Linked DNA regions of Homo sapiens: region 2 is linked to region 1. A link is an interaction called in ENCODE POLR2A ChIA-PET data of the cell type or tissue named here. Cell type or tissue: PC-9. All regions are shown on one strand.

Region 1 (4,000 bases):
CAGAATAAGATGGAATTAATGGTATGCCCGTGTCTCCTCCTTAGGAGTCTGTCATGTTTCCTCTTACATATCTGCCGCTAACGTGAGTGCATGTCTAGGCCAGCCTTCTGGAGGATAAGAGACAGGTTCAGCAGTTGCTCTAGTCACCCAAACCAAGGTCTGGCCAGATCAGCCATCAAGCCAGCTTATCCTCAGATATATGAGTGAGTCCAGGCTTTACAGTCAAGAACAGCAGCTGCCCTGCCGACCTGCAACTGACCCCAAATACATGAGCAATAAACACTTATTGGTGAATGTCACTGATATAGTCTTTTAAAATTACACAACATTGTTGTGGCAACAGATAACTGACACATTGCTTAATCATTAAAAAAAAATAATAGCTGGCCGGGCATGGTGGCTCACGCCTGTAATCCCAGCATTTTGGGAGGCTGAGGCGGGTGGATCACTGAAGTCAGGAGTTCAAGACCAGCTTGGGCAACATGGTAAAACCCCGTCTCTACTAAAAATACAAAAATTAGGCTGGGCGCGGTGGCTGATGCCTATAATCCCAGCACTTTGGGAGGCTGAGGCGGGCAGATCACAAGGTCAGGAGTTAGAGAACAGCCTGGCCAATATGGTGAAACGTTGTCTCTACTAAAAATACAAAAATTAGCTGGGTGTGATGGTGGGCACCTGTAATCCCAGCTACTCAGGAGGCTGAGGCAGGAGAATCGCTTGAAACCGGGCGGCAGAGTTTGCAGTGAGCCGAGGTCGCGCCACTGCACTCCAGCCTGGCTGACAGAGCGAGACTCCATCTCAAAAAAACAAACAAACAAAAAATTAGCTGGGTGTGGTAGCATACACCTGTGGTCCCAGCTACTGGGGAGGCTGAGGCAGGAGAATCACTTGAACCTGGGAGGCAGAGGTTGCAGTGAGCTGAGATCACACCACTGCACTCTAGTCTGGGCAACAAAGCAGAACTCTGTCTGAAAAAAAAAAACCTATAAAACTGCAATGTCTTCTCTGAAGGACAGGGAATACAGAAATATGAATACATATAACAGAGTTCACATAGACTGGTGGGGAGTGAGGTTAAGGAACATTTCTTTAAGGAAGAGATGTCTGACCTAAGATCTGGAAGACATGCAGAAGTTAACCAGGTGAAGGGTAGGGGAAAGAGGTGTTCAAGTCACAGAAACTTCAAATACAAAGGCCCTGTAGGGAAGGAGTACAGATGCTGAGTTACTTAGAAGGTCAATGCAGCTGGAGAATGGAGATAAAGAAGAGAATGCAAAGAAATGAGGCTGGGATGATAGGCAGTGACTAGAACAAATGAAAGGCTTTGTAGATGATGTGAAGGGTTTAAGACTTGATCCAAAGAACTATGAGAACTACTGAATGGTTTTAAGATGGATACAAGTTATTCTTCTCACATGCTTACTTTGCTATGAAATGGGTAGGGAGTTTCTCATATATATACCTTGAAATTTGCCCATAAAATTCATAATCTAGTCCTGAAAAAAATATTTATTTATCCATCTATTTAGTCAATGAACATTTATTGAGAGGTTTCAGTTGGGAATAAATAAATGATTGAGAGATTAAATGAATGAATGAGCCTGTGTCAAGCAATCTGATTGGCACTGGAGAGACACAAACACAAGATTCCTCCTCTTGATAAGCTCACAGTCTAGTGGGGAAGAGAGACACACAAAAAACAGACTTCCTTGTTAACCCAGAGAAATATGAGCAATGTGCTTTAAAAGTGTAGAGAAGGGGCCTGGCATGGTGACTCATGCCTGTAATCCCAGCACTTTGGGAGGCCGAGGCAGGTGAATCATGAGGTCAGGAGTTCATGACCAGCCTGGCCAACATGGTGAAACCCCGTCTCTACTAAAAATACCAAAAAATTAGCTGGGTGTGGTGGTGCGCACCTATAATCCTAGCTACTCGGGAGGCTGAGGCAGGAGAATCGCTTGAACCCAGGAGGCGGAGGTTGCAGTGAGCCAAGATGGCACCACTGCACTCCAGCGTGGTGACAGCAAAACTCCGTCTCAAAAACAAAAAACAAACAAACAAACAACAAAAACGTGTAGAGAAGGAACATCTAGTTCTGTGAAGGCCAAATTGCACTCACTGAAAGCAAAGTGAGCTTGAGGAAATTATGGCTCCTATTCTGGCCCGAGAGTTCCTGTCATATCTGATAGCGGTGGTTGGGGAGGAAGGAGGGTTGGAGATATGATGGCAATGGCGAGCTACTAAGGAAAAGAGATCTGGAGCACTTTCTACTCTGGAAGTCCATCTCCTAATGCAGGAGTCACAGATCAGTATTGGCCTTCAGCTATTTTCTTGGGTTCCTATTTACTAGGGATGTTCTTTATGCATCATCTGGTGGAAGACTCCAGAGAGTCTGGAAAGATTCTTATATTTCTAAATAGATATTCCATATTCTCTCAAAGCTCCCAGGGAGACCTGTATAATAATCTGCCATTTTCTTTCTCTCTCTCTCTGTCTGTTTTTTGTTTTGTTTTGTTTGTTTGTTTGTTTGTTTCAGACAGAGTCTTGCTCTGTTGCCCACGCTGGAGTGCAGTGGTGTGATCACAGCTCACTGCAGCCTTGGCCTCCTGGGCTCAAGTGATCCTCCCGCTTCGGCCTCCCAAGTAGCTGGGACCACAGGTGCAGGCCACCATGCCTGGCTAATTGTTATTTTTTGCAGAGACATGATCTCACTATGTTGCCCAGGTTGGTCTTAAACTCCTAGGCTTAAGCAATCCTCCTGCCTCAGCCTCCCAAAGTGCTGGGATTACAGGTGTGAGCCACTGCACTTGGCAGATATCTATAATTCTAAACAGATATTCCAGATTCTCTCAAACCTCCCAGGGAGGCCTGTATAAAATCTGTCATTTTCTAGGCAAAATGATAGAGTATAATTTAAAAATCATGGGGCTTCATTTTGCCTTTAATTGGAGTTTTAAAATGATAGAATAGACAAATAAGAGCTCATTTTTCTAATTACAATTTGGATGGACTTGGGAGTGAAGGCTGGATGACTGTGTCCTTCAGTTTTAAAGATTTTTATGGGAATTCCATTTCCCTGCAGGTCCTGAGTTGTTCAAAATTAGAAAAGGGCATGTAAATGCTGTTAGTGTCAGCAGCTTCACCTGAAAGAACTGTTTTTGCTCAACTCCACACAGTATAGAGCCGGATATTCTGAGTATTGCTGAGTGCTCATGGTGACATGGTCCAAGAAGGAGTTTCAGGGGAACCCTGAACTCTCCACCTTTGACCCCACTTGGTCATTTTTATTTTTATTTTTCTGAGATGGAGTCTTGTTCTGTCACCCAGGCTGGAGTGCAATGGCGTGATCTCGGCCTACTGCAACCTCTGCCTCCTGGGTTCAAGCGATTCTCCTGCCTCAGCTTCCCGAGTAGCTGGGACTACAGGCATGCACCACCATGCCCAGCTAATTTTTGTATTTTTAGTAGAGACAGGGTTTCACCATGTTGGCCAGGCTGGTCTCGAACTCCTGACCTCAGTTGACCCACCTGCCTCGACCTCCCAAAGTGCTGGGATTACTGGTGTGAGCCACCACACCCAGCCTCCATTGGGTCATAACCTTCACTTTGGGAAGTCAGTTCAAAAGTCCAGCAGGACTGGTCTTAGTGCTCTTCCAAGAGTTTTGCTCATTATCCTGGATTCTGGCCTTTGATTCTCATATTCTCTTGATTTGTAGAGTTAATCTGCCAAGAGCTTTGCTCTCCATCAGTAAATAAGAAACTGTTTTATGATGAAATACATTATAAACTCTATTCAGTATTCACGTTCTTGGCAAATAAAGTTTGTGATCCTTACTATTGGCTGAGGTGCTTTTAAGGTAAAGATGAGAAGATGTTAAATATAAATCCCAAATTTATCTCTGGTCCTCAATTCTTTTCATCCCTTCATGCCTGCTAGGGAACCCCCAAATTCCTAACAGTATCCATAGCTCTTCTTCAACAGCAGTTCCCAAAGGTACTGC
Region 2 (4,000 bases), 220 kb before region 1:
AGCCTTTCTCAACTGGGGTTCCTCAACACCAGAACATGACCTGAGAGGCTGTTTTTTCACTTCTCCTGAAGTTACTGCGTGTCTGGTAAACATTATGATGGGAAACATGCTCTGAAAGAGGGGTATCAACAAGGAGTGTCAAAGTGCAGAAGAAGAAACCTGGCTGGCCTCTGCCTTCCTAGAGCAGGCAACGCTAGAACTCAATCTTGAAGGCTGAACTGTTCAACAAGCAAATAAAGAGGAAAAGATAATGGGGAGACTCTGGAAGGTTCAAGTAGGGAAATGACATTAAAAGGTTGCAGTTGTTACCCTCTGGTATTTCTTCAAGGGTTTTGTAAAAATCATTTGATTAGAGGAGAAAATGGACTGAAGTAAGGAAGAAAAAGTTGGTGAGCCAAGAGCTCTACTGATGGTTCAGATAGGAAATTATGAGGGCTCAAATACAGTCAGCGAAGTGGGAATAAGGATGGCAAAATACACTCTAGACCAGTACTATCCAACAGAACTTCCTGTACAGACGGAAATGTTCTAGAGTGGCACTATCTGCTATGGTAGCCTGGTGCCACACGTGGCTGTAAGCACTTGCAATGTGCCTGGTGTACTCAAGGAACTGAATTTTTAATTGTATTGTATTTTACTTTATTTAAATTCAAATCTAAATGGTTGTATGTGGCTAGTAGCTACTGTACCCATCAGTGCAGTTCTAAAAATATTCAAGGAGGTGAAAAAACAAACAAAACACCCAAACTTGTAGCTGGGGTGATTCAGTGGATCATGGAGTTACTTAGCAATGAGAAAGAAAAACATAAAGAGAAGCTGATCTTTTCGGAAAGAAATGACCAGAGCTGACAATGTCCGGAGCTGACAATGATATCAGCTTTGGACATGCTGAATTTGAGAAAACAACTGGGTATGTAAGAGAGGGCTTATCAGTCAACAATTAGAGATGTAAGTCTGAAGGAAAGCAATTAGAACTGGATAGATAGATTTAGGAATGCTGGGCATGGATAAGGTCCAGGAAGGAGGTGTGGCAGTGTGGTGGGCAGAGTGCCTGTGTGGAGCTGGCAGGAGTGGAGGGTCAGTGGAGGACAGGGAGATGGGGACACCTTTTTCTCGGGGAGAAAAGGAAAGGAGGTGAGGACGGGCAATAACAAACGTGATTTGCAGACTGTCAGGGGAAGATGCGAAACAGGGACTCCCATCTGATGGCTTCTATTTTCTCTGCTAGGCATGAGGGGGGAATGTCAGAAATGAGAAAGGAGGCTGACCTAGGACCAAAAAAGAAAAAAAAAAAGGAAGCTTACACAGCAGCACTGACAGCTCAGTTGAGCTCTCTTTGAAGACAGTAGACTGAAGAACACATTGTTTTCTTCCAACTCTAGAGACCTCAATAAATAATAGTACAAAATAAAAAAGGATTAAAACCACAACGGAGATAAGAATGTGCCTGGGGCATTGGCCGAAACAAAATTTGGACACGTTCCTCAACGGCCAAGTGAAAAGAAGAGCACTGATGAAAGACACAGAATAAAAAAAGTCTATAATGTATACAAAGAGAGGCAGCCAGTCTACCCAGAAGGACGATGGCAGACTCTAATTCAGCTTTGGCAGAGAGCAGGAAGGACAAGAATGAGAACAGAGGCTTTCAGAGGTTAACAGAGGTTGCAGCTATGTAACTGTACACAACAATTGAAACTTCCCGGCATATGACAGCTTCAGCTAAAGTCAACAGGTGCTCCTATTAAAAATGCATAGAAATCCTGCATTAAAAAAGGAACAATGAGAAATAAATTCATTGCCAAGGTCAAAAGACAGCAAAATCTCCAGATGCCAGAAATGAGAAAGAAGGCTGAAGGAGTTGCCAGGAGGTGGTGCCACCGCAAGCCCAGGGGCTGTGAGCAGGGCACAGAATGAGAGCGTGGGAGGGAGGAGATGGAGGGCGCCTGCTAGTCTAGCTGCTTGAGCTGATCCCTCTGCCTCACGCCTGGAGCCTCTCTGCTCGACCCATAGGTGAAAAGCTGAAAGTGCTGTCCACAGAAGGAATCCTGAGGCTGTGCAGCGGAGTCAACCTTCAGAAACCAAAACCCCAGACCAGTGGCACCTTTGGGTGTGAGGTCCAAATTTATACTATCTGCATACTGTGGGACTCCAAACTTGACATGAACACTGGAAACTGGTTTGGATTTTGCCAGGCCACCCACTGCCTCAGAAACTGCCTAATTTGTAAATCGCCCAGTATCAAGAGAGAACAGGAGACTTAGGCTTCCCATGACTGGGAGCCCAGGTCCACAAAGCTGCCAGACACAGAGTGAGGACAACTACAGAGAGCAAAAGATAAAACAAGAGAGCCAGCAGTCTGAATCAGGAGCTGAATTCACCCTAGGGGAAATGAAAATAAAGCAACTGGTAAACCACATCACAATAGGTACACTGAGGAACCTTAAAGAGATAAGGGGAATAATTTCCTTAAGATTAAGAAATAATGAAACAAAAATAGACACCAAATCTTAAAAGCCTTCTTGTGGGGCTAGGCACGGTGGCTTTGGTGGTAATCCCAACACTTTGGGAGGCCAAGGTGGGAAGGTTGCTTGACCCCAGGAGTTTGAGACCAGCCTGGGCAATAGCGCAAGACCCTGTCTCTACAACAACAACAACAACGAATCAGCCAGGAGTGGTGCGTGAGCCAGTAGTCCCAGCTACTCAGGAGGCTGAGGTGGGAGGATTGCTTGAGCCTGGCAGGTCAAGGCCATGGTGGGCTAGGAGGATCACACCACTGGACTCCAGCCTGGGTGATGCAATGAGACTCAGACACACACACACACACACACCACACAAACACACACACACACACTGCCTTCTCATGGGATAGAGGCATCTCAGGTTCTGTGGGTCTGTGGGTGTTGTTCTGTTTCATTCACTACTGCATTGCCAACACCTTCAACAGGGACTGACACAGTCTCAATAAAATCTATTGAATGCCACTAAAAAACCTATCACCTTAAAATCTAATGCCTACTTAGAATATTGTGGTAGGCTGAATGATGGCCCCCAAAGGCATCCACGCCCTAAACCCCGAGAAATGTAAATGTAGCCTTGTACGGCAAAAGGGAACTGAGATGGGTAGAGTATCATGGATCATCTAGGTGGACTCAGAAGTCACAAGACCCCTCTAAGAGGGAAGCAGGAGTGCCAGAGTTAGAGCTCTGAAGATGCTATGCTGCTGGCTTGGGAGATGAAGGAAGGGGCATACTCAAAGGATGCAGGCTCCCTCTAGATGCTGGAAGCGACAAGGAAGTATATTCTCCCCTCCAGCCTCCAGAGAGATGCAGCCTTGCCGACACTTTCATTTTAGTGAATGAGATGCATTTTGGACTTCTGACCCCCTAGGACTGTAAGATGATAAATTTGTGTTGTCTTAAGTCACTAAGTTCATGATAATTTGTTACAGCAGCCACAGGAGATTACACAGCTATTATCAAGAGTGTGGGCAAAAATAAAGACCCTCTCAAAGATTAAGAATCTATCACCTATAGATCTTTGCTGAAAGAATTTCCTAAGAATACATGATTTTCAGTACCAAAGAAAATTAAACCTGAGAAAAAGAATGAGATGAAAGAAACAATGAAAGTACAAGAGCTGACACTGACGTAGGTGGTGAAATACTCCTTTGCTGCTGTTGGGCGGATGGGCTGGCCAGATTTCCCAAAAGCTGCCCTGGGGTACTTGGTCAAAGCAAGACTATACACACTCTGAGACTCAGCAGTTTCACTCCTGGACATGTGATCCTGAGTAATTCCCACCAGGCCGGAGGAGACATGTGCAAGGGACTATGCCCCGGAGCATTGTTTGTGGTCATGGGAAATGGGAAGCAATTTGATTGTCAGCTGCTGTAAATGCAATAGGTGGGTCACTATAGAATGCTAGATGTCCTTAGACACACAGGACCAGATGTACACACAGCCATATGGACAAACCTTAAAATCAGAGTGCTGAGGAGAAA

The links. Peaks named below come from ENCODE experiments on the same cell type or tissue, not always from the same donor. Only the 100,000 strongest peaks of a DNase experiment are listed, where the experiment ranks them.
Region 2: POLR2A ChIA-PET joins it to region 1 with 9 read pairs; 2 of 35 experiments call an interaction of 5 or more read pairs at or near these places.

What each region holds. Positions count from the first base shown.
Region 1 is chr5:113,311,306-113,315,305 of GRCh38, forward strand. The region is part of intron 3 of MCC (MCC regulator of Wnt signaling pathway); the gene reads right to left. All of the region lies in intron 1 of LOC124901045 (a long non-coding RNA gene), which reads left to right. Among named protein-coding and RNA genes, the nearest start is that of TSSK1B, 120 kb to the right of the region's middle. RefSeq lists a silencer at 1,573-1,773. In PC-9, no CTCF peak of the experiment used is centred here; a DNase peak (open chromatin) is centred at 1,726; H3K27ac peaks cover 657 bases.
Region 2 is chr5:113,089,076-113,093,075 of GRCh38, forward strand. The region is part of intron 8 of MCC (MCC regulator of Wnt signaling pathway); the gene reads right to left. Among named protein-coding and RNA genes, the nearest start is that of DCP2, 110 kb to the left of the region's middle. In PC-9, no CTCF peak of the experiment used is centred here; no DNase peak of the experiment used is centred here.